2 separate regions of the Homo sapiens genome follow, and region 2 is linked to region 1. A link is an interaction called in ENCODE POLR2A ChIA-PET data of the cell type or tissue named here. Cell type or tissue: PC-9. All regions are shown on one strand. Links, peaks and the distances in the headings refer to the core of each region. The heading gives the core; the rest is flanking DNA.

Region 1 (4,389 bases), core at 231-4,230:
TTCAAGAGTAAGTTATAAATAATAATAACTATTATATCCCCAATTAAGCCCGTGAGCTGAGAGCCTGGTCCCAATCCTCAGCCCCGCCTGGTCGTCAGCCACTGTGCTCCCCATCCTCACATGCCCCCCCACGCTGTGTGCAGTGGACAGCCTCACACAGCTCCACCGCACCGCAGGGGAATCGCAGCAAGATGTAGGGCCCGGGGAGGGAGGAAGGCAGGCCCTGAGGGCTCCAGAAGGCTCTGGGAAGTCTCAGGGCCCCCCAGGCCTCAGCCTGTGCCCCTCGCCTCAGGCATCCTTCCCACGACTCCCAGGGAAGGAACGACAGGGGAGAGTGGGGAAAGTTTGCCAGGAGACAATTTGGAGAGCAGTAGTGGGAGTTGGGTCCCAGATTCGCGGTTAGTCCTTTCTTCTCCGAGCCTCAGTTTCCCCATTTGTAACTGAAGGGAGTTCTCCAGCAAGGGTCATCCTGGGAGCTGTGTCTGTCCCAGAAACCCAAAGCCCACAGTTTGGAAGACGTCTTTGTTGGAAGAGTGGTCAAGCCTGTCCGAGTTCAGTCTGCAGTAACCAGGCTGCCACAGCTGGACCGTAGCATCTCCTCAAGAGGCCCACTGGGGTTCACGGCCCGGTGCACACCCGGGATGCCTCAGTGTATAGTAGGTGCTCAATAAATCATGGTGGTGTGAATCATTCAGGATTGTTTCCCATTGGGCTCCCTGTGAAGCCTGCAGTCCCTGAGGGGTGGCAAGGGGGTTGCCTGGCCTACAGCCCTGCTCTCCTGGAGCCCTGCGCCAAGTAGGCACCCAAAAGTAGCTTGTCATTTGTTTCCACACCCAGATCTGGGCCTGTCCTTGCTCTGCTGGGTCCTCAGGATTCCAACCTACCTAACAGCCCCCACAGGATTGGCCAAAGTACAGTCCACCACCCTGGTGCCGGTCATTTCCTGCCAGGTGGGCAGTGGAGACCCTGACCACCAGCATTCCACCAGATGCTCACTCTTGGGCTCGCCGTGTAGGGAGCCCTGCTATGTGCCAGCTGCCCCCGCCTCCTGTAGCAGTTTCTCCTGTGTAAGGCTTTGGGGACTTCATGGTGAAAAGGACACACAAAGTCTTTGGACTCTCATCTACAGCGTCAAGAGGGCACAGCAAACAGCTTACAGTGAGGAAGCTGAGGCTCAGAGAGGGAAGTGAGTTGCCTAAAGTCACACGCAAGCCCACAGTGGGACCGGCCTTGAACCCAGCAGGATCTTCCCACTTAGGACAGGTTCTCTCTCTATGTTGGCTTTCTCGAAGCCTTTCTTCCCATCCATAGGTGATGTTCACTGAATATTTTCAACATATGGGCTCCTGCTAGGCTTTTTATTATACATGGATCTTTTCATTTGATTCTCAGAACCCTAGCAGGGAGGTGCTATTATTACCTATGGCTTCACAAGGATGGAAACTGAAACCCAGAGAGGTGAAGTGACCCAATCAATGTCCGGCAGCTGGAGAGTGTCGAATGTGGGGCCAGCACCTATAAAAGATTTAAAACAAAAACAGGAAAACAAAGAACCATGTGGGAGGAGAAGAAAAGGGGGGCTAATACACTGACTTGCCACCTGGACAGATAGAGCTACTGTGATTACATCATAACACTAGCTCTGGGTTTCCTGGTAGCCAAGGCAAAAAGGGGAATACAGCAGGTTGCCCAGGTTTCATTATTTGTTTTTTTGTTTGTTTGTTTGTTGTTTTTTTAAAGGAGAGACTATAATTCTTCAAGGAAAAAAAGATAACTTCCTGGCCCTTAATTCTCATGGAACAACTTGGCGTGATGATTGAGAGGCTGACAAACTTACTGGGACACAGAGCTTAAGATCTCTGAGCCTCAGTTTCCCTTCCTTGCATGAGAGTCGTAAGGAGGCTTTGAGACAATACGGTTTAGTATTAATACATTGCCTGGCTTACAGTAAGGCTCCTTAAGTGGGACCCTGCTATTGTGGAGCTCATCTTTATCTTTGAATTTGCAAGTAGGTCAGAACCTTTTTCAAAGGGGTGTACGATTTCAACCCTCACCAAGAGCTGAGCACCAGTCACTTACTTCAGCAGGGTATCCCAGTCAGGAGATCCTCAGGAAGGAAACCAAGGCTAGGAAATGTTGAGCAGCGAGCCAAGAGAGATAGCCAGATATTCTACCCCCCCGAGCTCAGCCTCCACTTCCCAGGGGATAGACTGGGGTCTGGGATGAGCAGGGAGCTCCACTGTAATCTCAGCCTGACACAATATTTACAGAACGCTGTGGTCTGTCACGGTCACACCTAGTCATGTCTGAGTCACATCAGCCTGCGGTGTTTATGATTCCCCAGACACACAGCAGTGAGCACAACTTCGCCTGTGTGCCTCTGTGTCCCCTCCCTGTTCAATTGCCTTCTTCAGAACAGGCTCTTGGGTCTGTGGCTGCAGGGGCTGATCAACTGAACCAGAAGGGCTGCAGGATTCCATCTTGTCCTTGGTCTCTGTTTCCCCATCTGTGAAACGGGCCTAGTCCTTGAGTCATTGACGATCAAGTGTCTTGCAGAGGTTGTGATGGTTTAAAAATGACACTAGGCCGGGCATGGTGGCTCACGCCAGTAATCCCACCACTTTGGGAGGCCGAGGTGGGCGGATCATGAGGTCAGGAGATCAAGACCATCCTGGCTAACACAGTGAAACCCCATCTCTACTAAACATATAAAAAATTAGCCGGGCTTGGTGGCGGGCGCCTGTAGTCCCAGCTACTTGGGATGCTGAGGCAGGAGAATGGCGTGAACCAGGGAGGCAGAGCTTGCAGCGAGCCCAGATGGCACCACTGCACTCCAGCCTGGGTGACAGAGCAAGACTCCGTCTCAAAAAAAAAAAAAAAAAAAAAAAAAAAAGAATGACACTAATGTAACTCAGTAAGAAATAGAGAACTGTTCCAGTGGAAAATCAGTCGTGAGGCCGGGTGCGGTGTCTCACACCTGTAATCCCAGCACTTTGGGAGGCCAAGGCAGATGGATCACTTGAGGTCAGGAGTTCAAGACCAGCCTGGCCAACACGGCGAAACCCTGTCTGCCTGTAATCCCAGCTACTCAGGAGGCTGAGACACAATAGTCGCTTGAACCTGGGAGGTAGAGGTTTCAGTGAGCTGAGATTTCCCTTCTGCCTTCCAGCCTGGGTAACAGAGTGAGACTCCATCTCAATAAAATAAAATAAAATGGGTAGTGAATATAAACAGACATTTCACAAGTAAGAAACGCAAGTGGCCATTAAATATCAGACACTTACCTTTAGCAATAACTCCAGATATGCAGATTGAAACAGAGAAATACCTTTTGAAATTTAAAGTAAATTATAGTAGTTTGTGCTAGCAAGGATACAGAGAAGCTGCCAGGAGTAGAAGTTGATACAACCTTTCTGAAGACAAAGTGGTAATATTATCAAAAGTCTTCAATCTGTGTAGAATCTTTGACCCAGTGTGTTAGTTTTTTGTTGTTGTTGCTGTTTAGAGACAGAGTCTTGCTCCGTCGCCAGGCTGGAGTGCAGTGGCGCAATCTTGCTCACTGCAACCTCCTCCTCCCAGGTTCAAGCAATTCTCCTGCCTCAGCCTCCTGAGTAGCTGGGACTACAGGTGCATGCCGCCACGCCTGGCTAATTTTTTGTATTTTTAGTAGAGACAGGGTTTCACCATGTTGCCCAGGCTGGTCTCGAACTCCTGAGCTCAGGGAATCCACCCGCCTCAGCCTCACAAAGTGCTGAGATTACAGGCGTGAGCCACCACGTCCAGCCCAGTATGTTAGTTTTCTATTTGTTGTTACAACTCATCACAGGCTGGTGAGGTGGCTCACACCTGTAATCTCAGCACTTTGGGAGGCCGAGGTGGGTGCATTACTTGAGACCAGGAGCTTGAGATCAGCCTGGGCAATGTGGTGAAATCCCATCCCTACAAAAAATTAGTCGGGTGTGGTGGCCTGCACCTTAGTCCCAGCTACTCCGGAGGCTGAGGTGGGAGGATGGCCTGAGCCCGGGAAGTCAAGGCTGCAGTGAGCTATGATCACACCACTGCACTCCAGCCTGAGCAATGGAATGAGACTTTGTCTCAAAAACACAAAACAAAACAACAACTTATCACAAACCTATGATTTTAAAAACACAAATTGGGCCAGGCGTGGTGGCTCAAGCCTGTAGTCCCAGCACTTTGGGAGGCTGAGGTGGATGGATCACTTGAGGTCAGGAGTTCAAGACCAGCCTGGTCAACATGGTGAAACCCCGTCTCTACTAAAAATACAAAAATTAGCCAGGCATGGTGGCGCACACCTGTAATCCCAGCTACTGAGGAGGCTGAGGCACAAGAATCGCGCGAACCCAGGAGGTGGAGGTTACAGTGAGCTGA
Region 2 (4,389 bases), core at 126-4,125, 110 kb after region 1:
TCAACTAGGTACCCTGTAGACATTTCCTAAACCGTACTTAATCTCCAAGTAAAGACAAAGCAAAGTCATAATTCCACCTAACACGATGCAACTCTCCTGCATACACCAGAAACACACTCATCCCTTCCCCGGAAGAGGAGGTAAGAAGAGGAGAGTGATGTTTACGCTTCTCCTTGATATCCCATAGCTTAAATACTATGATATAAAATCAATACATCTTATGTTACATGATAAGAGAGTAAGAGAGGAAAAGAAACAAAGATATATATATATATATATATATATATACACACACACACAGACACACATGCAGAGAAAAATAAAGAGGAAAAACTGATGACAATCACAGTCTCTGTTTCTGTGGCTGACCACATGGTTATAGCTGGTATTTAAAACCACCTTCTTCCACTACTGGTTCTGTACAACCTTTGCCTTCAGCAAGCACCTCAGCTGGTCATGTTTTTTTTTTTTTTTTTTTTTTTTTGTCACCCAGGCTGGAGTGCAGTGGTACGATTTTGGCTCAATGCAGCCTCGACCTCCCGGGCTCAAGCGATCCTCCCACCTCAGTCTCCCAAGTAGCTGGGACCACAGGCACGCAGTTTCTGTATTTTTGGTAGAGGTGGGGTCTCTCCATGTTGGCCAGGCTGGTCTCAAACTCCTGACCTCATGTGATGCTCCCGCCTCAGCCTCCCAAATTGCTGGGATTACAGGTGTGAGCCACCACACCCAGCCAGTCGTGATTCTTTATCTGGGTGGAGTGACACCCAAACCTTCATTCCTGAAGGGTCTGGGCCATTCATAGTCCGATCTAGATTGGGTTATTGTCATTTTCCACAGGCCATGGTGATACTAAGAGATGGCCTAAGGAGGCCGGGCGCTGTGGCTCACGCCTGTAATCTCAACACTTTGGGAGGCCAAGGTGGGCGGATCATGAGGTCAGGAGATCGAGACCATCCTGGCTAACACGGTGAAACCCTATCCCTACTAAAACTACAAAATATTAGCCGGGTGTGGTGGCGGGCTCCTGTAGTCCCAGCTACTCGGGAGGCTGAGGCAGGAGAATGGCGTGAACCCGGGAGGCGGAGCTTGCAGTGAGCCGAGATCGCACCACTGCACTCCAGCCTGGGCGACAGAGCCACACTCGTCTCAAAAAAAAAAAAAAAAAAAAAAGACATGGCCTAACGGGTCTCCTGCATTCCACACTCTTCCCTACCTCCATTGTGGAGCAGCAGCCCAATGTCCCCTTGGTGATCTGGATCAGTCACCCCAGCCCACACCATAGCTCCCTTCTTTCCCTGTTGACCCAGAGGCATGAGGAGCCCAAAGTGGCCGGGTGGCATCTTAACTTCCAGCTCAAAGGAATTGTTGTGTCTCCCGCTGGAAACACTCCTCCCTCTGGAACTAAGATCTTTAGGCCAACAGAGAATAAAGTCACAAGAATAAGAAGCACACATTTTTCCAGTAGGCCACTCAGAGTAATAGTGAGTGGTGCCACTCCCATTTTCACCTTTTGATTCCAGACCCATGAACCTTGGCTTTCAGAGAAACAGCACCATATATGGGCCGCTGGTTAAGAACATACACAGCGCGTGGCTGGGAGCGGTGGCTCATGCCTATAATCCCAACACTTTGAGAGGCTGAGGCTAGCGGATAATCTGAGATCAGGAGTTCAAGACCTGCCCAGGCAACATGGTGAAACCCCATCTCTACCAAAAAATACAAAAATTAGCCGGGTGTGATGGTACACACCTATAGTCCCAGCTACTTGGGAAGCTGAGGCTCAGGAACCTGGGAGTCTGAGGTTGCAGTGAGCCGAGATCGTGCCACTGCACTCCAGCTGGGGTGACAGAACAAAAGAAAAAAAAAAAGCAAGAATAAAGAAAAGATGGCTGTGTGCGGTGGCTCACACCTGTAATCCCAGCACTTTGGGAGGCTGAGGTGGGTGGATCACCTGAGGTCCAGACTTCAAGACCAGCCTGACCAACATGGTGAAACCTCATTTCTACTAAAAATACAAAAAATTAGCCAGGCATGGTGGCTCATACCCATATCCTAGCTACTTGGGAGGTTGAGGCAGGAGAATCGCTTGAACCCGGGAGATAGAGGTTGCAGTGAGCTGAAATCGTGCCACTGCACTCCAGCCTGGGCAACAGAGTGAAACTCCGTCTCAAAAAAAGAAAAAAGAAAAGTGCACAACTAGGTACACTGCTTAAGTTTCTGCCCGCTGGGAGGATGACCCTTCCCCACTGTCCCTCAGGGGTGTCCCAGAGGGGAGCTGTAGTGCTGCAGTTGGCCACCTTCAGAGGATGCCCACATATCCTGCAGAACCATCCATAAACCAGGCCTGAGTCTCCTCTTCCTCGGTCACCTGATAGCAGGGAACTCCCTGTGAGCCATGGGTGCTTGAAGAGAGAAGGCAGGGTTGCAGGAGTGGGGACCTTCAGCATTTGGGCCACTTCATGTCACTTACTTCTGCCTTCAGGGCCTGCTCTGGCCTGGCCATGTATCTACCACTTCTAGGTGATGATGGGGTGCTGCTGTGCACACCCAACTTTATGGCTTGGCGGTCAAATCGCACCCAGTTCATGATGAGAAGCTCAAGTCACATGGTAATTTGGTTGTCCACGGTTAGGTGTTCAGTCTCCACTAAGGCCCTGTTCTGAACCTTACCCAAAACTAGTAGCTTTTTAGGTCACTCGGTAAATGGGCTGGAGTAACTAACACACCCAGATAAGGCATATGTTGCCTCCACACTGGGCATTGTGCCTCTTTTTTGCTTGCAGGAGAGGCGTAGTGCAACAATTTATCTTTCACCTTCAAAGAGACATCTGGACAGGCCCCACACCACTGGACTCCCAGAAATTTCGCTGATAAAGAACTCTGAATTTTACTCATATTTATTTCTAACCTTGACATGCAAATGTCTTACCAACAAGTCTAGATTACTTTTTTTTTTTTTTTTTTGGGGAAGGAGTCTCACTCTGTCATCCAAGCAGGAGTGCAGCGATGCAATCTCGGCTCACTTCAACCTCCGCCTCCCAGGTTCAAGCAATTCTCCTGCCTCAGCCTCCTGAGTAGCTGGGACTACAGGAGCCCGCCACCACGCCCGGCTAATTTGTTTTGTTTTGTTTTTGTTTGTTGGTTTTTTTTTTTTTTGAGACAGAGTCTCGCTCTGTCACCAGGCTGGAGTGCAATGGCGTGATCTCGGCTCACTGCAACCTCCACCTCCCGGGTTCAAGAGATTCTCCTGCCTCAGCCTCCCAAGTAGCTGGGACTACAGGCACAAGCCACCATGCCCTGCTAATTTTTGTATTTTTAGTAGAGACAGGGTTTCACCATGTTGGCCAGGCTGGTCTCAAATTCCTGACCTCAGGCCTCGGCCTCCCAAAGTACTGGGATTATAGGTGTGAGCCACCATGCCCGACCTAGATTACTTATTGCTACCAATACTTCTTGCTCACGAGTTCCAATCAGAATAATGTCATCAGGTCGGGCTGGTACAGCAGCTACAATGGAGTTACCACCTGGTTAAATGTATCATAATCCACTGTCATTCTCCAAGATCCATCTGTTTTCTGCACAGGACAAATAGGAGGGTTGAAAGGGGATGTGGGGAGAATCTTCAACCCTGCATCTTTCCAGTCCTTAATGGTGGCACTCATCTCTGCAATCCATCCAGGAATAAAGTGCTGCTTTTGATTTCCTAGGTAGAGGCAGTTCTAATGGCTTCTGCTCGACTTTTCCCACCATCAGGAAATCAATGTGGGATTCTGTCAGCTGCTCATATGTCTGTTCCAATTATGCACCTGGAGCTGGGAAAATAGCCGCAGGATGGGCTCAAGGACCCACTGGACACACTGTGAGAAGGACCTGAGTGAAAACTCGTGGGTCACGTGACCTTCATAAGCCCCTGCTTTGACTAGAGGGCCACAGTGACAGGTGAGGTCTCCTGGTGTCAGTATCAGTTCAGAGCCAGTGTCCAGTAGTCCCTGGGATATCTGATTATTTCCTTTCCCAGCGCAGTTACCCTGGTAAAGGTCTCTTTAGGGGAAGGTTGGGAGAAAGATTGGGAGTATAAATTTTTAGTAGCATACCAAAGTCCTTCGCCAAGGGGACCTAGCCTCTTCTTCATTCAAGAGGTCCTGGGTCTATAAACTGTCTCAAGTGTGAGGATTCATGGAGGGGCCATGACTTTTTTTTTGAGGCGGAGTTTCGCTCTTGTTACCCAGGCTGGAGTGCAGTGGCCTGATCTTGGCTCACCGCAACCTCCGCCTCCTGGGTTCAAGCAATTCTCCTGCCTCAGCCTCCTGAGTAGCTGGGATTACAGGCATGTGCCATCACGCCAGGCTAATTTTTGTATTTTTAGTAGAGACAGGGTTTCTCCATGTT

What was found. Peaks named below come from ENCODE experiments on the same cell type or tissue, not always from the same donor. Only the 100,000 strongest peaks of a DNase experiment are listed, where the experiment ranks them.
Region 2: POLR2A ChIA-PET joins it to region 1 with 8 read pairs; 4 of 35 experiments call an interaction of 5 or more read pairs at or near these places.

The regions. Positions count from the first base shown.
Region 1 is chr9:129,654,704-129,659,092 of GRCh38, forward strand. No RefSeq gene overlaps it. Among named protein-coding and RNA genes, the nearest start is that of PRRX2, 8.7 kb to the right of the region's middle. In PC-9, for the core only: no CTCF peak of the experiment used is centred there; a DNase peak (open chromatin) is centred at 2,308.
Region 2 is chr9:129,767,096-129,771,484 of GRCh38, forward strand. No RefSeq gene overlaps it. Among named protein-coding and RNA genes, the nearest start is that of PTGES, 16 kb to the left of the region's middle. In PC-9, for the core only: no CTCF peak of the experiment used is centred there; no DNase peak of the experiment used is centred there.